Regions from separate parts of the Homo sapiens genome. Here regions 2, 3, 4, 5, 6 and 7 are each linked to region 1. The links are chromatin contacts, found by Hi-C or POLR2A ChIA-PET in ENCODE. All regions are on one chromosome and are shown on one strand. Each heading gives the region's core, a stretch centred on a gene start or an enhancer-like site at or near the end of the contact. The rest is flanking DNA. Distances are from core to core; before and after follow the strand shown.

The links. Hi-C counts contacts between places; a loop is a spot of excess contacts on that map. ChIA-PET counts read pairs that join two places held with the same protein, here RNA polymerase II (POLR2A). Pooled maps may share reads with other maps.
Region 2: a map with no recorded cell type shows a loop between it and region 1 (10-fold over the local background). The contact joins the promoter of EIF4B here to the promoter of PYM1 in region 1. A Hi-C loop is called at or near these places in 2 of 37 single-sample maps with no recorded cell type and 5 of 50 pooled maps. POLR2A ChIA-PET finds 5 or more read pairs at or near these places in 1 of 52 experiments (activated B cell).
Region 3: a loop to region 1 is called in a pooled map, with 8 times the contacts of the local background. The contact joins the promoter of ITGB7 here to the promoter of PYM1 in region 1. A Hi-C loop is called at or near these places in 1 of 168 maps with a recorded cell type or tissue (OCI-LY7) and 4 of 50 pooled maps. POLR2A ChIA-PET finds 5 or more read pairs at or near these places in 1 of 52 experiments (naive thymus-derived CD4-positive, alpha-beta T cell).
Region 4: a loop to region 1 is called in a pooled map, with 18 times the contacts of the local background. The contact joins the promoter of AAAS here to the promoter of PYM1 in region 1. A Hi-C loop is called at or near these places in 8 of 50 pooled maps. POLR2A ChIA-PET finds 5 or more read pairs at or near these places in 2 of 52 experiments (OCI-LY7 and activated T-cell).
Region 5: a loop to region 1 is called in a pooled map, with 16 times the contacts of the local background. The contact joins the promoter of SP1 here to the promoter of PYM1 in region 1. A Hi-C loop is called at or near these places in 2 of 37 single-sample maps with no recorded cell type and 6 of 50 pooled maps.
Region 6: a pooled map shows a loop between it and region 1 (19-fold over the local background). The contact joins the promoter of TARBP2 here to the promoter of PYM1 in region 1. A Hi-C loop is called at or near these places in 7 of 50 pooled maps.
Region 7: a loop to region 1 is called in a map of naive thymus-derived CD4-positive, alpha-beta T cell, with 14 times the contacts of the local background. The contact joins the promoter of ATF7-NPFF here to the promoter of PYM1 in region 1. A Hi-C loop is called at or near these places in 1 of 168 maps with a recorded cell type or tissue (naive thymus-derived CD4-positive, alpha-beta T cell), 1 of 37 single-sample maps with no recorded cell type and 6 of 50 pooled maps.

What each region holds. Positions count from the first base shown.
Region 1 is chr12:55,926,247-55,929,549 of GRCh38, forward strand. PYM1 (PYM1 exon junction complex associated factor) reads right to left here and starts at 1,648. Exons shown (of 3, transcript NM_032345.3): 1 at 1,479-1,648. The coding sequence starts at 1,515. It also overlaps a transcript of DGKA not described here. RefSeq lists a silencer at 590-739 and enhancers at 758-1,338, 830-1,049, 1,090-1,259, 1,339-1,919.
Region 2 is chr12:53,004,665-53,007,967 of GRCh38, forward strand. EIF4B (eukaryotic translation initiation factor 4B) reads left to right here and starts at 1,792. Exons shown (of 15, transcript NM_001417.7): 1 at 1,792-1,832. The coding sequence starts at 1,820. RefSeq lists enhancers at 1,163-1,906, 1,907-2,650.
Region 3 is chr12:53,205,491-53,208,793 of GRCh38, forward strand. It overlaps ITGB7 (integrin subunit beta 7), which reads right to left and starts at 1,761. Exons shown (of 16, transcript NM_000889.3): 1 at 1,712-1,761.
Region 4 is chr12:53,320,043-53,323,345 of GRCh38, forward strand. AAAS (aladin WD repeat nucleoporin) reads right to left here and starts at 1,568. Exons shown (of 16, transcript NM_015665.6): 1 at 1,301-1,568; 2 at 523-650. The coding sequence starts at 1,423. RefSeq lists enhancers at 107-196, 1,415-1,604, 1,685-1,734.
Region 5 is chr12:53,378,672-53,381,974 of GRCh38, forward strand. SP1 (Sp1 transcription factor) reads left to right here and starts at 1,505. Exons shown (of 6, transcript NM_138473.3): 1 at 1,505-1,627; 2 at 2,988-3,142. The coding sequence starts at 1,621. RefSeq lists enhancers at 598-1,098, 1,002-1,301, 1,134-1,428, 2,279-3,037 and a silencer at 1,542-2,171.
Region 6 is chr12:53,499,618-53,502,920 of GRCh38, forward strand. TARBP2 (TARBP2 subunit of RISC loading complex) reads left to right here and starts at 1,666. Exons shown (of 9, transcript NM_134323.2): 1 at 1,666-1,844; 2 at 2,398-2,567. The coding sequence starts at 1,792. It also overlaps a transcript of MAP3K12 not described here. RefSeq lists a silencer at 1-207 and an enhancer at 1,301-1,600.
Region 7 is chr12:53,624,759-53,628,061 of GRCh38, forward strand. ATF7-NPFF (ATF7-NPFF readthrough) reads right to left here and starts at 1,624. Exons shown (of 15, transcript NR_159377.1): 1 at 1,521-1,624. It overlaps ATF7 (activating transcription factor 7), which reads right to left and starts at 1,624. Exons shown (of 12, transcript NM_006856.3): 1 at 1,521-1,624. RefSeq lists an enhancer at 1,481-1,550.

The DNA of each region.
Region 1 (3,303 bases), core at 398-2,897:
GCCATTAGGAAGGGACAAAACCATGATAAAAGCTGTGATTCTCCGTTTCCAACACATACACCTTACATACACAGCAGACACTTCAGCATCTCGGCCAGCCAGGCTGCAAATTCTTCTCTAGCCAGAAGGAATAGTGGGTTTTATTCACTTGTCAAAGGGCTTCGGAGAAAAGCCACTAGATACTTTCCTGTTTGCCTTTTCCCACCTTAGACCCCTCAATTTCTATCACCATCACGGGAGAAGGTAGCGAAGGGTGGCTCCATCAGGGAGAAAACTCAAGCTGAAAGTTGTATTAGGGTCCTCTTCCCTTCACACCTCTAAACCTCAGTGACCCAACAAATGAAGATACGGGAGAGGAAAAGGTACTATGTAGAAACGAGGAGGTCTTCAGCAAATAAAGCTTCGAGAAAAATAATGAAAACGGGACTGGGGTAGGGCAGAAACCAAGTATAGCTGAGATGGGGGAGGGGAAAAGAAGGAGGGCAGGAACTGGAGGGAAATGAGAGTGTAGAAGCCCCCAAGCCTGAAGAACCTAAAAGAGATATGAGTGGTCCAACTGCTGGAGAAAAGCTAAGGGCCCGTGAGGGTCCTGAAGCAGGGACCAGCACTGAAGGACCCCAGGGTTTGGGTGACCGGAAGCAGAGACCCCAAACACGAGACCAGAAGGGGGCGCAGGAGACACCCCGTAGGAGAGAATGAATGGGGAAGGCGGTCCGGGGGGCGGGGCAAAGGAGGGGCCCCGGGATGGGCGGGGCACAGACCCCTTTCCAAGTCCGAACCCCTGCCCCGAGAGCCCGGAGAGAAGCGGCTCCGCGCCTCCCGCACTCACCGCCGGTCTCGTCAGTAACATAGGGAGTCGCCATCTTGAAAACGCAAACCACTTCCGGCGTGAGCGGGCTGGGGTCCCGCCCCCCTCCCCACCGGAAGTGGAGTCCCGATCGTAGCAAGCCACCATCTTAGTCTTAAAGGGAGAGTGCACCATTTCATGGGCGGAGGTGGAGGAGGAGGAAGAGTGGAGAAGCTGAAATAGTTAATAAAATAAAGCCGTGGGCTTTTTACTGCCACCGATACCATTACTGAGCGCTTGCTGCCTGTAAAACAGTCCTCAGGGAGCCAAGAGAAGTTCCGAGGCACAGTCCCTCTCATCCCCAGGAACTCCTCGTACGTCCAGGACCTGCGAGGGAAAAGGGCGCAAGGCCCACCTGCACCCAAAAAGGGGGCCTTATAAATGAAGAAAGGAAGAATATCCAGGCTCTGGCCTGCACCCAGATCTCAGAGCGGCTTGGTGACGTGGAGCAGACAAACTCCAGGAACGCACTGGGGCGCACAAGTGTTTCTAGGGACGGTTGGAGACCCTATCTAACCCTAAGAAGGTGGGGAGGTCGAATTCGTGTGCCGATTGCTGTCGGCCAACCCACTCAACCACCAGAGACCCGCGGGAGGGGCGTGCAAGGCGGAGGGCGCCGCGGGTCGGTCACCTGTCTCCGTAGCCGCAGGGCTGCCGGCAGCTTCCATGGCCGAAGAGGCAGCGGACCAGGTTGGGCGGGCGGCCCTGGCCTGGCTCTGCCCCGCTGGGCGGCGCCGGGGATTCGGCGGCGAAGTGATGAGGGCCCTAGTTGCTTCTCGCCCAGACCTCCTAACCCTGAGTGCCTCCTCGGGCTGGGCCCTAGGGTCAGAGGGCAGGGTGAAAGCTTCTGGGCGGACCTACTTAGTATTCTAATTAAACTCGTCCAACCGCTGAGGATCTAAAGCGGGGCAACTCGCCAATAATCCGGTCCCGTAGTGTCACTCCATTTGTAGTCCTGCCCTGCGCCGTACCTCCCTATTCTGCAGACGAACCCATATGGTCTCCCTCCGCCGCCCATTTCAGCAACTGTTGTTCCTTCAGGGCTAAGTCCTGTTAAACTTGTTTCCCCTACAGCCTGAGAGGAGCCCGGCTGCAGGTTCCTCTCCTCAGGTGTCAACTCTGCCCTCCTCCACCCTCATATAGCTTTTTCCTTATCAACCCTTTTACCTTCCTGCTTATATCCCCACTTTGGCTTAGTTTAATGTCCAGCAGTACCCCTGGAACCAGGGAGGAGGCAGGAGGTAAGTATTGGTGACTACCTCCAACACTAGGCAGCATGTCCCATTTAAAAAACAAAACAAAACCCAGGCGCGGTTGCTCACGCCTGTAATCCCAGCACTTTGGGAGGCCAAGGCGGGTGGATCACGAGGTCCGGAGTTCAAGACCAACCTGGCCAAGATGGCGAAACCCCGTCTCTACTAAAAATACAAAAAAATTAGCCGGGCGTGGTGGCGGGTGCCTGTAATCTCAGCTACTCGGGAGGCTGAGGCAGAGAATTTCTTGAATCTGGGAGGCGGAGGTTGCAGTGAGCCAAGATCGCTCCACTGCACTCCAGCTTGGACGACAGAGTGGGACCCCGTCTCAAAAAAAAAAAAAAAAAAAAAAAAAAAAAACTAAAAAACTGAGCAATGGCTGACTAGGACCTTTATAAGACAAATTAGGCCTCAGAAGTTTTCTGGGGGCCGCAGCTTGCCTTCCTTCCCATCCTCCATGTCTGTGACTTCCACTAGAGGCCAATTCAGAATGTCTGGGGGTGGGGCTCATTTAAAAAGTATTTCCAGGCCGGGTGCGGTGTCTCATGCCTGTAATCCCAGCACTTTGGGAGGCCCAGGTGGGCAGATCACTTGAGGTCAGGAGTTCGAGACCAGCCATGGCCAACATGGTGAAATCCCATCTCTACTAAAAATACAAAAATTAGCCGGGTGTGGTGGCGAGTGCCTGTAATCCCAGCTACTCGGGAGGCTGAGGAATGAACCTGGGAGGTGGAGGTTGCAGTGAGCCAAGATCGTGCCACTGCACTCCAGCTTGTATTATAGAGCAAGACTCAGTCTCAAAATAAATAAATAAAAAGTATTTGCATACGATACACTGTTATTGCAAGTGTTGTGACACTGTGGTCTTAAACCCTTGCTCTCTTTTCACCGATTGTACTTCAGCCCTGCAGGGTCTAACATCTTGTCCTTAACCTTGTTATGATTAGACGTGAGAGTGTGGGATGAAGCCTCTAAGAACTAATGGGATACGTTGGTCTTGACTGAACTACCTCAGGAGTGGTCTCTGCAGCTTTCAGAGGCTGCTCAATAGACCTTTGTGCAGGAGGGAAACCTAAAGTCGCCCCTGTTCACTACCAACCCTAGGCCCCCTTCCCACCCCCAGACATCCTGCCTCAGCACTAGGGTTGACAGGAAGTGAAACTCAATTGTCTGCTTAGTAGACCTGCCTGGGACCCAACCCGG
Region 2 (3,303 bases), core at 542-3,041, 2.9 Mb before region 1:
AGTAATCCTTTTTAAAATTTTATTTCAACTCATGACATTTCTCTGCCTTAAATCATTCCACACTTTCCCAATCCCCTCACATGATCAGCCTCACATGATCCAGCCCCTCTCTCTCAAGATTCATCCTGTACCACTCCTCCCTCCCCTGCCCTCACCATATTGCAGCAAACCCAACTGCGCATCCTGTCTTCTCCTAAACCTCTTCAGAAGACATTCCCAGGGATGGCAGCTTGTAATTTAGACCTCTGTCTGAATGTCACTTCCTCAGAGGTCTACTCTGACAGGCAATCTAAAGTTGCACCTAATAACTTATTACACCACCTTGTTTTAATTACTCACAGAATACTTGTTGTAATATTTTATTAGTTGCTTATTATCTGTCCTTCCCCCACTAGAATATAACCTCTTTTGGGACAGTTCTATTCCATGTTGTACCCGCAAGTGTCTGTGCCTGGCACACGGTGGGAAACAAAAATTTTCATTTAATGAATGAAATGGAACATCAGCTAGGGGAAGCATGAATAGCCCTAGTCTCAGAAATCCTAAAGGCCTAAGTTGGACTAAACCTAGTCAGCAAATTGGACCATTAAATGAGGTAAAAGCCCATGACAATTAAGTGTTCAGCATTTGTTACCTTCTTATTCCGTCTAAATATGCCTCATTAAAACCATTCTTACACAAGACGTTCGATTTGTTTTGCCTTTACAAAAAGTAATTTGAAAACAAACAGTGGTTGATGCCTGTAATCCCGGCACTGTGGGAGGCCTCGGAGGGAGGAATGCTTGAGTCCAGGAGTTCGAGACCAGCCCAGGCGACACAGGGAGACACACCGCCCCCCCCAAGCCCGCCACTCTGTCTCCACACAAAGACTTTTTTTTAATTAGCTGGTCCTGGAGGCACTCGCCTGTGGTCCCAGCTACTCAGGAGGCTGAGGTGGAAGAACTGCTTGAGCCCCGGAGGTTGAGGCTGCAGTGAGCCGAGATCGCGCCACTGCACTCCAGCTTGGGAGACAGGGCGAGACCCCGTCTCAAAAAATAAAAATAAATAAAAATAAAATCAGTGATTTCTGATGTGGCTTTTAAAAACTAGGCCGGGCGCGGTGGCTCACGCCTATAATCCAGCACTTTGGGAGGCCGAGGCGGGTGGATAGCCTGAGACCAGGAGTTCAAGACCAGCATGGCCAATATGGTGAAATATCCCGTTTCTACTAAAAATACAAAAAACTAGCAGCGAATGGTGGTGGGCGCCTGTAATCCCAGCTACTCCAGAGGCTGAGGCAGGTGAATCGCCTGAACCCGAGAGGCGGGGGTTGCAATGAGCCGAGGTCGCGCACGCCATTGCACTCCAGCCCGGACAACAGGAGCGAAACTCCGTCTCAAAAAAGTACATTAAACTCAGAATCTTCCCTTTCAGCACATCCATTTCGCCACACCCATCACCGGCTCCGTGCAGAGTAAGCAGAAGCAGCAGCGAAGCCCCGCCCTTCCCGCCACTCTTCCGGCAGGAAGTCTGTGCGTCAGGAGGCCGGCCAGGACTCAGCTCCAGCCCCGCGCTCGCGTGTAGCCCTACGTAAAGCGTGAGGGGTTTCGCGACAACCCAGGCCCCGCCCCTTTGGCCACATGTCGCGCATGTCTTCCCGTCGGACGGCGTGCCACCTCGCCGCGCAGCTTTACGAACCTAGAGCAGCGCCGCCCCGCCTCCTGTCTCCGTCCTCACCTCCCCGCCCCCTCCCAGCTTCGCGTCTCCTAGCTCGACGCGCCCGCTATAATCACGTGATTGCCTCATCCGGGTCTTTTGCGTTCTCTTTCCCTCTCCCAACATGGCGGCCTCAGGTGAGCGAGCAGCCGAGCGCGGCCAAGGACTGGGCTCTGAAACCCCCCTCCGAGCGTGATCCACTGATTTCCTGAAGTCGGGGAATTGCTGGCACTGGTTCCTTTCTGAATTGAGGGCTGCGGCAGGCTGGCGGCGTGGCCCTGTTAGGTTACTGCCTCTGGATGTTTGGGGGGGAGGGGAAGGACACCTTCCCCTCCCCCTCACACTCTTTTCACCCTTTCTGCGCGAGATTGGAATAGGCAGTAATGGTAGACTCTGGCTTGAATTGGGGAAGGAGGCGCAGAAAGGTGTGCGGGTGGTGCGAGGCCTTTTCGTAGACGTGAATCACCGTGCCCGCGTGAAGGCGTGGAGGAAGGAAGGAGGCGGTTGCTGCGCGGACGAGTGCACATTAGACTACGTCTCCAAGGCGCGAGGCTGTAGCGGACCGGAGTGGGGGGTAGGGGAGTAAGTGTGGTGGGGGGGAGCAGTTGGAACGCGAGCGCGAGTTGGTGGAGGGGCGGGGGAAGGCAGCGGTGCGCGTGCGCGGTAGGAGACACGAGGGTAGTAGAGACGGGCGCGCCTTCAATGCGTGCGCTAGAACCCAGATGGGAAGCTTTTTAACGCGCCTGTGTTGCGCACTTATGTCCTTTTAGGTTGTCTCTTCCCTTTCTAGAGTGTGGGCCCTGTGCCTGTATTCTTCTAAGGGTGTGTGTGTTAGCCTTGGAGGTTGGTGCTATTGGCGTTAGATGGGGGTGGGGAATCCAGTTAGGTGCGCCCACGTGTTGGAGAAGCACCGGTGTGCACCTAGATTTCCTTCTAGGCTTTTTTCTCATACTCAATTGGAGGCATTTTTTACTCAGCGCAGCTATATGCCAGGATCAGGTTTCGCTTCCGGCGCTTCCATGTTGGTTGAATTTGGATAGCTCCAATGGTAGATTTCAGCCTTTTTTTTTTTTTTTTTTTTTTTTTTTTAAGGTAACTGTGCAACTACCAGCAGGTACTTTTAAAATAGTGCTTACTAATGGCTGGAGTTGCTTACTTCTTTAGACAACCTTGGAGGGGAGTATCAGTGCCTTGCAAGTCTAATTACATTTCTAATGGGCTTATAAAAGCAGTGATGACCCAACATCTTGTAGCATTGATTTTAGTTTGAGGAATATAGTTTGTTTTCTCTGGCATGACCTTGCATTCTTCAAAACATTATTTGAACTTCTATCTCTGGGTGCTCATTTCTTACCTAGTAATTCATCGTCTCTATTACAAAGAAGCTAAGGGTTTTGGTTGGCTTTGGAAAATGTTGAGAAATTTGAGGTGCATTTGAACATCTTTCATTGGTGTAACGCTTGACAGTTGACCAAGCACTTTTGTGCATGTTGTCTCCTTCCATCCTGAGGTACTGCAGAGAGCTAGTGGTATTTCTCAGCTAAGGAATATTATTTAAGGCCACACTGCTCTCAGCTGGCAGAGCAAGGTCATAATCTTTGAGACTCC
Region 3 (3,303 bases), core at 511-3,010, 2.7 Mb before region 1:
ATGTCATGTATTTATCATTTCACACGTCTGCAACTGAATCTGTAGGATAAATCCCTAGCAGAGGACGTGCAGGATAACTAGATAGGTATCATTTGTAATACTGGTGTGTATTTCATCTACATTCTCATGCTAAGAAATATATATATATAGGTGGGTATTGCCAACATAAACTCTTCAGGACTTGTACTGGTCCACATTCCCATCAGCAATGTATGAGAAAGGCCAACTAACTCCTTGTCATAAACCATTTGCATCTTCTTCAGCCTGGGCCCAGAGTCAGGTCCAGATACTCTGCACAGAGTGTGGGAAAGGGGTGGGGTGTTGAGTCCTTGAATGTCCTGGTCCTGCTCCCCACCACCTGTGACCTCAGGCGCCATATATAACGGAGCCTCCACCCCTCGGGGAGAGGCCAGTCCCAGCTCAGCCTCAGCGTAACCTCAGCCCTGCTTGCTCTGCATGCCTGTGGTCAGGGAGGCTGGAGATGCTGCAACCCAAAGCCGGGTTTTGACTCATCTCTCACAAGTGGAGCCCCGGCTGCCGCATAGGTTTTTCAGAGACCTTAGGCCCACTCATCTCCCCTTAAAGGGGGCCCTGGGACTTCCTGGACAGCCCTTTCCTACCTTTCTTTCCAATTATCCTCTCTTCTCCCCTCCTTGAGAATACATGTTCTGCCACCTATTTCTCTGTCTGCTTCTCTGTCTCTCTCTGGCTCCTTTCATTTCAAAACTTCTATTGCATCTCTCTGCTGCTTTTCTCTGCTCCACTTCTTCATAGGGCTATTTTACTTCCTTTTCCCCTCTGTTCCTAACTATAGAATGGCTGAATCTACTACTCCATCCCACTCTTTTTACAAATGGAAACCTAAATTCCATGAGGCCAGGGTCACCCAGTGAACTAGGGGCAGGGCAGGACAGGGCAGGGCCAGGCCTCTGCTGTGCTTTCTCCTTTCCTCCCTCCAACCCAGGCACTATCTCCATCAAAAGTTGTGTTCTCTCCCCACTAGCCCTGGTGGGCTCTGCCTAATCCCATTTCTCTTTCCTTAGGGGTATTCTGCAGTCTTCCCTTCTCTCTCTGGGACCAAGTGGTTATTTCCATTTTTCTGGACTCCATTCTGACTCCAGTACACACCCTGTGACCCCCCTCAGCAGCTGAGAAACAGAGCCTCTTCCAAACCCATCCCTACCTTCCAAATCAAGCAGAACCCTCTGCTGCCCACTGGGAGTCACAAGGAGGGGACGGAACTGAGCTGCTGGGCCTCAGTGTCCCAGGACAGTGGAGTCTGTGACCAAGGTGCCGATTAGGAAGAAGTCTGAGCTGAAGGCAGAGCATTAGGGATAGCAGCTGGGGGTGATGTTGGAAGAACCCTCCCTCAGTATAATCGGTATACCTGCCCTACTTCGGTATAGTCCTTGGCACATGGCAGGCACTCAGATGACAGCACTCATATACATCCCTGCCTCCAGACCCACTCATGGGAAACTGATGCAGGAGAGATTGGGCTTTTGGAGAGGTGGAGGTGGGGGTACTGTGAAACTGGAGGAGGGAACCAGGTCAGGGGATCTTAGGAATGCAGAAAGGAGTTCAGAGCCTTTCTCAAGTCTGGACAGGACCCTCGGTATCCAGGTCAGAGCCCTCTTCCCAAGAGGTTGGGACCAGGTGGGCCAGAGCTTGTAAGGAGAGGAGGCAGAAGGGCTGGTGCCCTGGTACTCACAGGTGCGTGCAGAGCAGTCCTTCCTCTGGCGGCAGCAGCAGCCTTTGTGTACTGATCTGGGAGACGGCAGAGGAGGAAGTGACACTCCCCAGGGTGGGGAAGATTTGGGGTTGGTGGGGGTGACTGATCTAGAAGGTGGTGCAGATAGGGGTGGGGCTGAGCCAAGGGAGTGGACAATACAGAGATCTGGAAGAAAGAAGCCCATTTATTGAACCCCTGTCATGTGTTGAACGTAACATATTACAATTAACCCTCACAACAATCTCATAAGATAGGGGTTAATATTCCCCCAAGCCCCAATTTTACAGATGCAGAGATTGAGGCTTGGAAGCAGGAAATAAAGAATTTTGCCCAAGGTCCCACAGCTAGTAAGTAGCTAGTCTAGGATTTAAAAAAAAAAAAGAAAAAAGATTTTTATTTTAAATTTTTATTATTTTATTTTTTTTATTTTAATTTAATTTAACTTTTGAGACAGGGTCTTGCTCTGTTTCCCAGGCACAATCTCAGCTCACTGTCCCATGGCACAATCTCAGCTCACTGCAAACTCCGCCTCCCAGGTTCAAGCGATTCTCCTGCCTCAGCCTCCCGAATAGCTGGGATTACAGGGGTGCACTACCATGCCCAGCAACGTTTTATATTCTTAATAGAGACGGGGTTTCACCATGTTGGCCAGGCTGGTCTCAAACTCTTGACCTCAATTGATCTGCCCACCTCGGCCTCCCAAAGTGCTGGGATTACAGGTGTGGGCCACCATGCCCAGCCTGTTTTTTATTTTTGAGACAGGGTCTTGCTGTGTTGCCCAGGCTGGTCTGTAACTCCTGGACTCAAGCAATCCTCCCACTTTGGCCTCCTGAGTAGCTGGGATTACAGGCACACTCGGCTGGTCTGGGATTTAAATCCAGGTCTGCCTGCCTCCAAAATTCATGATCTCTCCATTTACTTATATAGGAAGGAACATGATAGGAGGGAATAGGGGCAGTAAGTACTGTAGAGAGGCCAGAAATTACAGACTTGTTCATTTTGAAAACCCAGGATACATTATATAAGTGTGCTTGACTACATAGGCTCTGGAGCCAAGTTGCTAGAGTTCAAATCCTGGCTCTACTACTTACTAGTAGTAAGGAGCTTAGCTGAGTTACTTAAACCTGCCTGCAGCTGTTTTCTCATCTGTCCAGCAAGACTCACAGGATTGTCGTGAGAATTAAAAGAGATAATTCATATCAATTGCCTACAAGACTACCTGGCACATACTAAGTAAGGGCTTGATAAGAGAATTAGTAGGGATGAGAAGTAGCAGAGGTGAGAAGTGAAGAGGCTTTGAGAAATTCAAGGTCCACACAACTGGAAACTTGGAAGAGAGAGGCATAGGGCCAGGCTCAGAGCATGTGATTGGGGAACCAGGAGCCAACACAGTAGTGGATCCTGGGAAAGGGGTGGAGGAGGTGAACTGGGAGAAGCAGAGAGTGCAGGAACAACAGCTGAAGCCAAGGCAAGGATGAAGCCCGTAGGGAGAGCAGGAAAATATTAATGGGATTTGCTCCTGGCCCATACAGATCACTAAGAGCTTTGAGAGGGAACTAGACATGAGGTCT
Region 4 (3,303 bases), core at 318-2,817, 2.6 Mb before region 1:
CTGGGAGGTGGAAGTTGCAGTGAGCTGAGCACGCCACTGCACTCCAGCCTGGGCAACAAGAGTGAAACTCCATCTCAAAAAAAAAAAAGAAAATGAAACCAGGTAGTGTAGCTCCACTCCTACAAGTGCAAAGTGGATGACCTATGTAGGAGATTATTCAGTGCAACCTTATATCTGATCTTGCTGAGCTTCAGGTAAAAGCTCAGAAGTGGTAATGCCATGAGGTGGGGGCAGGGAGCAGGTTCACCTAATCAAGCCAGAAAGCAAGGCAAGTTACTAGAGATGAAATGGAAGTACTTTTTCCATAGTGTTCCTGGGAAGGGCAAGGAAGGGAACCTGACATTTATTGAGCATTTGAGTTCTATAATAAGGACTAAAAATTTCATATGATTTAGGATATACAGCTCTCGTGGAGACAGCCTGAATAAAAGTCTTTTGAAGAACACCCCAAGGTAAAGGGGTGTTGACTCATTTTCCAGGATCTGCAGACTGTGACCCAGGAAACCCTTTGCCATGCCTCACCAAATGTTGATGCATCTCTTCCACACTTGCTCCCGGTGATGGATGAAGGCAGTTCTTGTGCCATGGTCCAGCCTTCCAGGGGTCTTTAGGGGATCCTTTGTCAGTTGTAGGACAGGAAGATTGATCCACTATAGCACAAAAGTGAGGAGTGTGACGGTGATTCAGTCTCTTCCCAAATCTTTAATTCCGTGCCATCTCCAACCCACCGCTGGGCTAAGTATAAGAGATTCCAGAGGTCTGTTTCCCATTTCCACAAAGCTAACACTTGTGAGAATGGGAAACAAGTCTTAGCTCCCGTATCTGTGCAACTAGAATAATATTTCATAGGGTTGCTGTGATTATGAAACCATATGACATTTTTAGAAAACACCTGACTCAGCCTCTTTCTTACATAGCAAACGCTCAATAAATGTCAGTTTCCCTTCCTTGTCCTTCCCAGGAACACCATGGAAAAAAGTTCCATGTTGTATCCTTCTGATCCTCCCCAGATACTGTCCCCAACTTTTAGATAGTTCTCCCGCATCCTCACACTCCCTAGATTCTCCCTCATTCTCTCCATTCCCTCTAGGCCTCCTCCACAGCTCCTTAACCGTTCCCCCGTTATACTCCAATCCCAGTCCTAAAACAGATTCCAGCCCTTCTAGCCTCCTGCCGGGGCCAAGCTGTTTCCACTCCGCCAGACTCTGTGACCCTGCCCCTGTCACACTGCCTCCTTTCCCCAGTAGTCCCCGACTCCGCCCCCATGCCTGTAGGTCCCCTCCCTCCTCGCCCTGGCCACCTGGCCCCGGAAGTCGGGGGGCGGGCTCTCATAGCTACTGCCCGTCACCAGCTCGTTATTGTGCTCATATAGGGTGACTTGACCCCGAGGCGGTGGAGGAGGGAACAACCCCAGAGAGCACATCTTGCCGGTTCGCAGGACGTCTGCAGTCGGCAAACTCCTGGCCGGAACGGCACAGACCGCACTCCCGCAACTCGGTTCCCGGGCTAGATTCGTATGCGGACGGGTACCGCAAGGGACAAACGGCGAGGCGGAACTCAACGGAAGTGAAGAAAAGACTAACGGGAAAGAAGGACGAGTACGCGGTCCCGGGACAGACCTCCAAAGCTTCTTCCTGCGCCCCCTGGCGGCCGGAGGGGGAGCAGCGCGGACACGTCCCCCGGCCAACCGTTGGTTACCAGGCTGGAGTGGGGTTTTTTTCTGTTGTTTTCCATGAGACTACTGTTTTTCCCAGCTCCGAATTCCCGAACACCTTCTCCCACTCACTATCTTAGCGCTTAGAAAGCCCGAAATAAGCCACATTCAGGGAAGTACCAAATTAATCCTCCCAGGCCTGTGGATCACCCAGAGGAAAATACAGGCTATGTCACAGGCAGCTGGCTGGAAAGCTGAGGGAAAAGCCTCAGAGAGGAGGAACAGTGCTGCACCCACACGGTTAGGCGTCCTGGAAAGGGAGGTGGGGACGGTTGGAAAACTAACATTTCCTGCCAGGCGCGGTGGCTCACGCCTGTAATCCCAGCACTTTGGGAGGTCGAGGTGGGTGGATCATCTGAAAGGAGTTCGCAGACTAGCCTGGCCAACATGCTGAAAACCCCATCTATACTAAAAATACAAAAATTAGTCGGGCGTGGTGGCGGGCACCTGTAATCCCAGCTAATCGGGAGGCTGAGGCAGGAGAATCTCTTGAACTCCGGAGGGGGAGGTTGCAGTGAGCCAAGATCGCACCATTGCACTCCAGCCTGGGTAACAAGAGGGAAACTTCGTCTCAAAAAGGAAAACTTTATTTTATTTTATTTTTTTGAGAGACAGGGTCTCGCTCTATTGCCCAGGATGAAGGCAGTGGTGCTATCTCAGCTCACTGCAACCTCTGCCTCCCCGGTTCAAGCGATTATCCTGCCTCAACCTCTGGAGTAGCTGGGATTACAGGCATGCTTCACCACGCCCAGCTAAGTTTGTATTTTTAGTAGAGACGAGGTTTTACCATGTTGGCCAGGCTGGTCTCAAACTCCTGACCTCAAGTGATCTGCCTGCTTTGGCCTCCCAAATTGCTGGGATTACAGGCCTGAGCCACCTTGCCGGGCTGCAAAACTATTTCCTGAGCACTTGTTACGATAAGTGCTTTTATAATCTTTACAACCCCATAAGGTGGGTGCTGTTCTGTCACCATGAGGAAAGTGAGTCACAGAGAGATTGGACCTAGATACACCCAAACCAGTTATTCTCACTTAAGAATAAAAGTAAGGCTGGGTGTGGTAGCTCACACCTGTAATCCCAGCACTTTGGGAGGCCGAGGCTGATCTCTTGAGCCCAGGAGTTCAAGACCAGCTTGGGCAAAATAGCAAGACCCTGTATCTACAAAAAATTCAAAAGTTAGCCAGCGTGGTGGTGGCAAGCGTCTTTAGTCCAGCTACTCAGAAGGCTGAGATAGGAGAATCCAGACTACAATGATCCAAGATAGCACCACTGCACTCCAGCCTGGGTCAAAGAGCGAGACCCTGTCAAGCAAGCCAGAGAGAAAGAGCCGGGCGCGGTGGCTCACGCCTGTAATCCCAGCACTTTGGGAAGCTGAGGTGGGCTGATCCCCTGAGGTCGGGATTTCGAGACCAGCCTGACCAACATGGAGAAACCCCATCTCTACTAAAAAATACAAAACCAGCCAGGCATTGTGGTGCATGCCTGTAATCCCAGCTACTCGGGAGGCTGAGGCAGGAGAATCCCTTGAACCTGGAAGGCGGAGGTTGCAGTGAGCAGAGATCGCGCCACTGCACTCCATCCAACCTGGG
Region 5 (3,303 bases), core at 255-2,754, 2.5 Mb before region 1:
TGACTTAGGCACCTAACACGGTAGGCAGTCAGCAATCACTTCACCTTTTTACCTGTTTAAAGCAGCAGAGGCCTCAGTTCTTACCTTCAAAGGGCTTAAAATAGTTTAGGAGAATTCACATTTTAAAACATAAGAACATATAAGCAGGTGACAACATATAAGATACAAATACTGAAGGACATGACCTCATCGTGTCATTGACAAGCTATTAAGGCCGGCTCCACCAAAACACGGATAAAGAGGAGGCCAGAAATCCAGGTGCCTGCAGTAAAGTTTCTTAACCTTCGTGATTGCAAAAAGCTGGAGCTCAGCTATCTTGCTTTATGCATAGGCGGTATTTACTATTAAGGGGGAAAAAATGGAAGTGACTTATCCGCACTTTAGCCTCAAGGCTTGAAAAGTTAACCAGTCGTTTAAGTGGTTAGCGCCTTTGTCTGGGGGAACTTAATAAAATCGCGTTTTCTGGAGTCTCACGGAGACTCTGCATATTGGTCAGCTCAGTATTAACTTATTCGGTGAGTGCTGTCACCAGATCTCGTCCCGCCTGCATTCCCAGGGCTTGCAGCGACATTGAGGCATCTGCCCGCCTGTCCGACCACCCGGGAGGGGGGTAAGATTTGAGAGGTACTTTATAGGGGCAGTTAAATGAAGACGCAAACAAGTCCTAGTGTTGATGCGGAACTGCGCGCCGAATGCCTTGGCTCTGACACCTGTTGAGCTGCAGGACTCCGCTAAAGCGTCCCACCTAATGACTGTAACAACGTCCCCTGAGGAGGGCCAATATGGCGACGGTCTCCTCTTGGCATAGCCCTCTTCCCTCCCTCATGATGGGCAGCTCCAGTAACGCCCATTGGCTAACTAGGAGGCGGTGCCAGGCCTACTTCGTCCCCTCATTGGATTGAATAACTGAGGGAGCCGCCAATTCTCCTCTGCCACTCCAAGTTTCCGCCCTCAGTTAATTCGGCGTTTAATTGGCTTTTAGTTCACGTCAATATGCGTCCTTTCCTGTCTCTTTTCAGTCTAACTCCAATCATAACGTTCCTGGCTGCCCGCCTGATTTCTGATTGGTTTTAATCAGCTTCATCCTCTCCTATTCCTGCCTACTTCTTACCTCTCCGCCCACTAGGATTTTGCCCAAGCATATCCCGGATTCTGGTTGGCCGTTGTTCTGTCATTCCTATCAAAGCTTTGCCTATCCCTACGTCTCAGGGAGCCCGCCTGCCGGTTGACTGGTTTCCTTCCAAGCCAATCATCTCCAGCTCCCGCCCATCTTCACTTCCTGCATCCTTCATTGGCTTTTAACACTGAGAGGGCGGTCTTTTTAGGCGGACACCAGGCACGCAACTTAGTCTCACACGCCTTGGAGAGCAAGCGAGTCTTGCCATTGGATAATTCCACCGTCTTTCTTCTGCAAGTCCCTCCTTTCCCCCTCCCTCATTGGGCGGGGCAGCAGAGAAGGGGCGGGGCCTAGGTTGGGCTTGTGGCGCGCTGCTCCCTCCTCCTTACCCCCCCCTCCCTGTCCGGTCCGGGTTCGCTTGCCTCGTCAGCGTCCGCGTTTTTCCCGGCCCCCCCCAACCCCCCCGGACAGGACCCCCTTGAGCTTGTCCCTCAGCTGCCACCATGAGCGGTAAGGATGAGTCCACTCCAAGCTTAGGGGTGGGAGGCGAGTGAGGGGGCGCGCGCGAGGGCCGACCGGGCGATCCCCGCCGTGAAGCGGGGGCGGGCGGGAGGCGGCGGCGGCGGCGGCCTAGGTCCCGCCCGGGGCGGAGGGAAGGGAGGGAGACGGGGCAGTGGCGGGGCCTCCGAGGAGGAGGGGGATGGGCCGCCCGCCCCGGGGGAGGGGGCAGCGTGGCCTCGCCCGCCCCCTGCCCGCCCCGGCCACGGGGGACGGGCCTTACCCCCCACTACTCGGCCGCCCGCCTGAGGCTCCTCCCGCCGGGGGCTGGAGCCGCGGGGGCGGCCCGAGCAGCGAAGGCCCCGCCCGGGCCAACCGCCTGCCTGGTCCGCCCTCTGGTCGCCGCCTGCTCCAAGGCCCTCCTCCCCCCACTTTCCGTAGATTTCCCTTCCCCCCCGCCCCCCACCGTCCCGCCCTTTCCACGCCCCTCACCCCGAAACCGCCCTTTCCCTCAGGGCCCGCCCTCCGCCCCGAAACCTTCTGACTACTAACCTGTAGATCCCTTTAGTTCCTTAGCAGTATTCACAAATGTTTTTCTACTCACACTTTTTACTTCTTTTTCCCCTCTCGTTACTTTTCACACTTGGATTTTTGTTTGTCTTTTTTTTTTTTTTTTTTTTTGAGACGGAGTTTTCGCTCTTGTTACCCAGACTGGAATGCAATGGTGCGATCTCGGCTCACTGCAACCTCTGCCTCCCGGATTCAGGCGATTCTCCTGCCTCAGCCTCCGGGAGTAGCTGGAATTACAGGCATGCGCCACCACACCCGGCTAATTTTGTATTTTTAGTAGAGACAGGGTTTCTCCATGTTGGTCAGGCTGGTCTCAAAACTCCCGACCCCAGGTGATCTGCCTGCCTCCGCCTCCCAAAGTAATGGGATTACAGGCGTGACCACCGCGCCTGGCCTCTCCATCTCTTTTAAACTTAATTTTAGCAAGCTTTCCATGCACCCACATGTTGTTTTATGCCTTACCTGTCCTTTTCCTTTTTTTCCCTTAGGATACTTTTTCTTATTTAGAAACTCTCACCATGCCTACCGTCCTTCACATTTCCTATCCCCAAAGCACTTTTTGAATGTTTTCTTAGTTTAATTTTGTACAAGGGAGAATTAAGGCCCACTTTTGGCACATTGAACCTAGTTCATGTCCTGCATGCCCTGCAGCTCCCCTCTGCCCTCCAATCCATTTTCTTTATACTGGTGGCTTTCGCCTTCCTGTTAGTCATTGCTATTTCATCATAGCCTCCTTTTATCCTTCCTACTTCATTTCTTTTCTTCCCTCAAGTTTACGTTGTTTGTTTTTTAATTATTTTAGACCAAGATCACTCCATGGATGAAATGACAGCTGTGGTGAAAATTGAAAAAGGAGTTGGTGGCAATAATGGGGGCAATGGTAATGGTGGTGGTGCCTTTTCACAGGCTCGAAGTAGCAGCACAGGCAGTAGCAGCAGCACTGGAGGAGGAGGGCAGGTAAGTGATAATCATAGAGTGGGGAAGGTGTTGAGAAGATGTAAATATTCTTAGATAATTGCCTTACTCTTCACAGAAAGCGTTTTAGGGAGAGACTAAACCATTTTATAGATAAGGAAGTAAGAGAATGGAGATCCCCAAAGACAAAGGAGTTTCAGCAA
Region 6 (3,303 bases), core at 416-2,915, 2.4 Mb before region 1:
CCCCACCCCCCGACCCCTAGCCCCGTCCCTGCTCGGCTTGAACTCCCGCTCCTTCCAGGGCCCCCGCCCCTGGCCCCCCGGGACGGACACGCCCTGAGCGGGGGATGCTGCGATGGAGCCGCCGGCCTCTTAAAGGAGCCCGCTGCTGCCATCCGGCGCGCTCCAGGCTCGTACCTGGCCCGCCTGGGCCCCGCGCCTCCCTGCTGGCGGTGTCCTATGGAGGTCCCACCTCAGGCCTCAGGCTGATTCCACAGGAACCCCCTATGACCCGTCTTATAGACTCCTTTCTACATCGGAGAGAGCAGCCCCTCAGTTGGGATCCCTAGCGCTCTGGCATTGCTCCCCCTATCATACCGATCTTGCCAGCTCTCCTTCCCTTGATTGTCACCACTCACTCCAATTTCACCCACTTGGAATTCACTCGGCTCTAGGCCCCATCCTCCTCCAGTGTTCCTGGATGACCCCTCATTATCATTTCAAGATTCCTCTGGACCTCCAACCCCGGCTCAGAGTAAGACATCTTTCTTGACCCCTTCTCAGAACACTCATTAGAACCTTTTTTTTTTTTAATGTGGTCTCTCCCTTTCTCTCTCCAAGGTCACAAGATTTCCCTCAGCCCAGTGGTTGTGCAACTTTGGGGGAGGAGGCAATGGGGCTCTAGGACTAAACAATGCGCGTCTGCTCAACACCCAGATCAGTTGATTAATCTTAGGCGGCCAAAATTCACTTTTGCTCTCTTCAGCTGAGAGACCCAAGACTCATGGAAGAGGGAACAAGACCACCAAGGTGCCTAGTCCTTCTAATCCTGTCGTCCCACATTACAGCCTGATTATCAGGCCCCAGAGGTTTCCTCGCCAGTTAAAGAGAGGTTCACTAGAGCGGTTCTAAAAAGGTTTCACAAAAGAAGCAACACCTGAAGGGAGGTGAAGGACGACCTAGGAAAAGGAAGCAAGTTCTGTGTCACGGAGGCCCAAGGGCAAGGGGCTTAGGCTGTGGGTTGAGGGGACTGTCTGAGACGGACTTAAACCTGCACCAGCTCCAGAGCCCTGCGGAAACAGAGATCGGTCCCCTCCGGCGTCTAGGTAAGGCCCACCCTCCCAGACCGCAAAGAGCCAGGATCCGACGGCAGCCTCTCCGGACCAATCACAACCTTCCTTCATCAAGGAGGCGGGGTCGGGGGGGGCTGACTTTTCCTTGTCTCCGCCCCTTTAGTCGAAGTAACCAATCTCAGTGCACCTAGGGGAAGTAATCGCAATGGGAGTAACCAATGACGCCATGAAGCTTCTCGTGCGTGCTTGACCCTGCCTCTCCAGCTGCGACACAGATGGCGCGCGGGCTCTTGGGTTCTGTAGTTTTCTCGCGATCCAAAAGGCTCCGTGCCCAAGTGAGTCCTTACCGCCTCCCTACCCAGCGGCTTCCCCTCCGCTAGTACGCATGTCCACAGCTTCACGGACCGGGAGAGAGGGGGCGCGGAAGGAAGGAGGCGGGACGGTATTACAAACAAAAAAATACGGCCTTCTCGAGAAGCGACGGCGGAGGGCCCGCTCCTCCCAGAAGGCGGTGCAGCCTGCCCGGGCGAGCCACGCACGCAGAGGGTTGTGGGGCGGATAGCTCCCCTCCAGATGGAGGCTCACGAAGTAGGGTGGGCGGGGGACTCCATATCCCAGCGTGCCCCGCGGCGGGCCCTACCGGCCGCGACTCCGGGCTTGGCCCCGGCCCTAGCTCGTCGGCTGTGTATTGGGGCGCGTGGAGGCTGCAGTCACGGTGGCGCCCGCGGGGACGGAGGAGGGAATGAGTGAAGAGGAGCAAGGCTCCGGCACTACCACGGGCTGCGGGCTGCCTAGGTGAGCCGTCTCGTACCGATTCCTTCAGGGCGAAAAGCGTGGGGCCGTGCGGAGGGAGTAGCGGCGCGGCCCCAGCATGCACCTGGCCTGAGGGTTGTTCCCGGCAAGCACTGGGGCAGTGGGCAGTGGTTCCCGGCGTGCACCGGGGCAGTGGCTGCTGCCTCCAGCTCTAAATAGTTTGGGGTTGGCCCGGTTCCCAGACTGCACTGGAACACTGGGCTTTATGCCCCCACATTCAGTGCATTTGGTGGGTACTGGGTTCCTGGCTTGCACTGTGTCAGGGGGTATGCACTTTCAACCTGCATTGGGGCACAGGATCGTGCCCACCTTAACTGAGGCAGGAGCAATGCATTCTTCCCCCCTTGCTTTGGGGTAGTGGGCCCTACTTTTCCAGCCTGCACCTCCACTTGGAACCCAGCCAATGGATGCTAGACTGTCTGGGGTTCCTTGGACCCTATGTCCCCCATAATGTGCCTAGGTCTGGTATGGAAGTGCTTGGCTAGGTGGGTGCAGAGAGGGGAGGTGTGATGTGGGTCTGTGCCCCTTCCCCCAGTATAGAGCAAATGCTGGCCGCCAACCCAGGCAAGACCCCGATCAGCCTTCTGCAGGAGTATGGGACCAGAATAGGGAAGACGCCTGTGTACGACCTTCTCAAAGCCGAGGGCCAAGCCCACCAGCCTAATTTCACCTTCCGGGTCACCGTTGGCGACACCAGCTGCACTGGTGAGGAAGGCTTGGGCAGCCTGGCTGGGGTGTGCATTTGCAGGTCCCCATGGCTTTGTTTCTTGGAGTCTCTCTCTTCACAGTCCTTTTCTCCAAGGCCAGTGAGGGAAGGAGAGATTTCAGGGGAAAAGCTACTGACTGGATTGGGAGAACAGGGCTGTAAGAAGGTGGGTAGGACGTGGGAGAGTTAGAGGAGCGAGCAGGACTCCCACAGTGATCTGGCAGATCCCCATCACCCTAGAGGAAAAGTAAGAGAAGATAACTGAAATCCCAGTGGAGTATTTGGGGGAGTGAGTGCCTGGCGTGCTGGGCTCTGTTCCCGGTGCTTAACCAAATTCCCGTTTAATTTTAAACCTCAGTCTAACCAATGATTGTAGGTGGTAGTATCCGCCCCCCCGACTCCTCCCCCCGCCCGCCCATGTTGAATATGAGGAAACTGAGTGTTTGAGATAGTAAATGGCTGGTGCATGGTCACATGCCTAGTATGTGGCAGAGTGGGGCTTTTACTCCAGAGCCTACCCTCTCTTATTCCAGCTCTCTGTATTTATTGAGGGAAAAGAAAGTGCTTTGCAAAGGAAATTAAAGCATTTGCGCTCAGAAGTCCACCCAAGGCGTTTGAGCTCAGAAGTCCTGCTTGGCATGGCTTAATTCTGGAAGCTAACGGAAAGATAAGGGCTCTTCCTTCCAGCAATTAGTGAAACACTTCCAGTCTTCAGCAGGGGGAGGTTGGTCAGAA
Region 7 (3,303 bases), core at 374-2,873, 2.3 Mb before region 1:
ATTTTTCACTTTCCTGAAATAACATGTCTATTTTATTTACACTATTTAAAAACACATTATGTAAGTTAACTAAAACAAACTGCAACCACCCATTCGACAACTCTTCGAGAATGACTGGGGAAGCCACATTTAACAAAACAAACTTCATTTTAGTATATTTCTGCTTAGAATGCCCATAAAGACTGATATCGCTACAAGAATTACACTACTGCAAAATTTTTAAACACAGGACTCATGTGAGCTTGCTGAGAAAACTCTGCACACCCCCTACACACCTGTACTTAATATGACATGACCCTCAGAGATACTAAAACACCCTCTGTTAAGCAGAAAACAAACTTTTAAAGTTAGGAAAGTAGCAACGCGGGAATCTGGGTAGGAGGTGCCCTGGGTTGTAAACACCCCAGTCAGAGAACATAACAAGCAATTCAGAGCAACATATTAAGTCCCTATGGGGCTCCAACTTGGACTGCTTAAGTCCCAAGACCACATCCTGGTGTCTGGGAAGAGTTTGGGTAATAGAAGAGAGGGAGAAGGAAAATCAGAGAAGCGATGAAAGCGTTCTATTTTTCTCCTTCTCAACCCCCATCCCAGCATCTTGGAGGCTGGTCACCAGTCTGGGTGCCATATCCACCAGAAGCCCTAAATCAATATCCCAACCACCTGATACCTAGGCTAAAGACATGTGTATATCAGCCATCTCCTTCCCAAACACCTCTTATCGCTCTCAAGGCTCATATCCTTCCAGAAGCCATGCCTTATGGCGACTCAGCTCACCCATACTGTCCTCTTAAATTAATTCACTTAATTTTCTCCAAATCCATACTTTCTCTCTGATATCATGTCCCTGATGTTCTTTTAATTAATTCAATCAAAATGCCATGACCCTCATTTCCAATAATCCACCCCATCTATCTTTTCTGCCAAACCCAACGGGGTGTTGTGTCACCAGATCAAGATCTTTGTTCTCATCTACTCATTCCTACCTCCTTCCTATTACCCTTTTCCAATTCCAAGCTCCTAATCCCACTCTTTGGGAAGCCCTGGGTTTCTAACTTAGTTTAGTATCCCTCCTCTTTCTCCCATTCCACCCCATCCCATGATCCTTCCATTAGGCTCCACTAGACTACCCTTCCCTCAGGATTCAATTCCCCTCTCCTTGCCACGCCCTGTGCCCCCCGGGGCTACTTACACCAAGTTCTCCCCACACTTCAAGCCTCTGGCCCCGCCTTCCCCCCAAAGGAAGGAGGCGGGAGTAGGGAGAGAAGGGCGGCGCTCGGCAACGTAAAAGCGATCTCCCATTAGCGCTCATCGCCGCCAATCGAGGCTTCCTTCTCTCCCATTGGTCGGCTTTGGCCTATGCCCCACCCTCTTCCTCAGACAGGGCCCGGCCACCGCCTCAGCGCCCCCGTCCAACACAGACTGGGAGGGGAGACCCCAGCCTGGAACGCTGGGACTGGCCAGAGTTGAAAGGGAGACTCCCGTCAGATCATGGACTAGCTAATGTTAAAAGGACTTACCGGCTGGTAGCTCCGTTGCCTCCCGCCTGCCCGCGCTCGGTCCTACAATCTGTCTCCAGCTCCTCCTTTCCCCCCTTGGCGGAACGGATACTTTCCTCCCGTCCGGCCAGGCGCGCTCAACTCTCGCGAGAAGTCATGGGTCCGCGGGGGAAGGGCGAGATCCGTGGGGGCTGAGTTGGAAAGCGGCCGAGAGGCGGGGGCTCCGGGAAAAGAAGGGGCCGGGCTTACTGTGGGCAGGGCTGGGGAGGGAGACTGAGCGAGTACTGTCCACACAGGTCACACGTGTTCGGCTGCAGAATCTAGCGGGAGAAAGAAAGGAAAAAGGAGAGAGGATCTTTACAGGTGCCTGTAGTGGTGGTTACTACTATCTTTCAGAGTCATCGCTTCCTTAACGGCAAAGTAATTTAAAATACCCTTAGCGCTAGAAATGAAGTCCATGTACGGACAAAGCAATCCACCCGCACAGCAATTCTAACACTACCATTTTACTAGCCCTATTGCCTTGGGTGAAAACCTTCTCTGAGTCTCTGTACAATGGGACTAACAATCTCATTTTATTCAAATAGTTGTAATGATCAAATGAGATACATGAAACTGCTTGGGGATTTTTTAAAATCACTATATTATTCAGCAAATATTTTCACAAAACGTAGGGCATACTACATGCAAAGCATTGTTCTGCAGTCGAATGCTCTATCCCTGAGCTATACCCCCCGTGCAAAGCATTGTTCTAAGCATGGGGTTAAGGAGTTACCAACCCAGGTAGAATTTATATTTGAGTGAGGAAGGGGAGACAGTTAAAAAGCCAATAAACACAAATATTTCAAATAGTGAAAAGCGCTTCAGGATAGTGAGACAGAAGGTGACTAGGAGTGGGGAAGAAGCTTTACTCCTAGTGTTTGAGAGAAGACCTCTTTGAGGAAGTAACACACCAGGAGTTGAATTATGACCTGGGAAGATTTCGGGGGAAATATCAAATGCAAAGTCTATAGTCTTACATTTATATGTCTTGTTCAAGACAAACCAGGAAAAGAAAAAAGAAAAACAAAAAACAGGCTGGGTGCAGTGGCTCACGTCTGTAATCCCAACACTGCTAGGCCGAGGCAAGAGGATCGCCTGAGCCCAGGAATTTGAGACCAGCCTGGGCAACATGGCGAAAACTCAGCTCTACGAAAAAATATAAAATTAGCCGGGCATGGTGGCCTGCACCTGTAGTAGCTATTCGGGGGGCTAAGTGGGAAGATCGCTTGAGCCCAGGAGGTTGAGGTGGCAGTGAGCCCACATCAGGCCACTGCACTCCAGCCTGGACAACAGAGTGAAACCCTGTCTCGATAAATAAATAAAATAAATAATTTTCTTAAAATTTAACGAATTGTAGTTGACTTAAAATATTATCTATGGAATCTCTGTTCTCTCCTTTTGCAGCTTTATGTTACTCAGCTTTCTGAACTTTCTGTCTAGCATCTCATCTATCCTCACAGCACCCTCTGAGAGGTAGGAAGAATCTGGGTGATTTCTCCCTAGATACCTAAAATGAAACAGATGTAAAATCTTTCTTTCTTATGTAGTGAATTGAGAAAAGTTGAGAGGAGTCTTGGCTTCCAAACTATTCTCCCCTAAAACAATTCCTACTTAAAAGAATACAGTGATGGAAACATACCTTAAATATATAAGAAAAATTTGTATGTTGGCCGGGCGCAGTGGCTCACGCCTGTAAATCCCAGCTACTCAGGAGGCCGAGGCAAGAGAATCACTTGAACCTGGAAAGCGGAGGTTGCAGTGA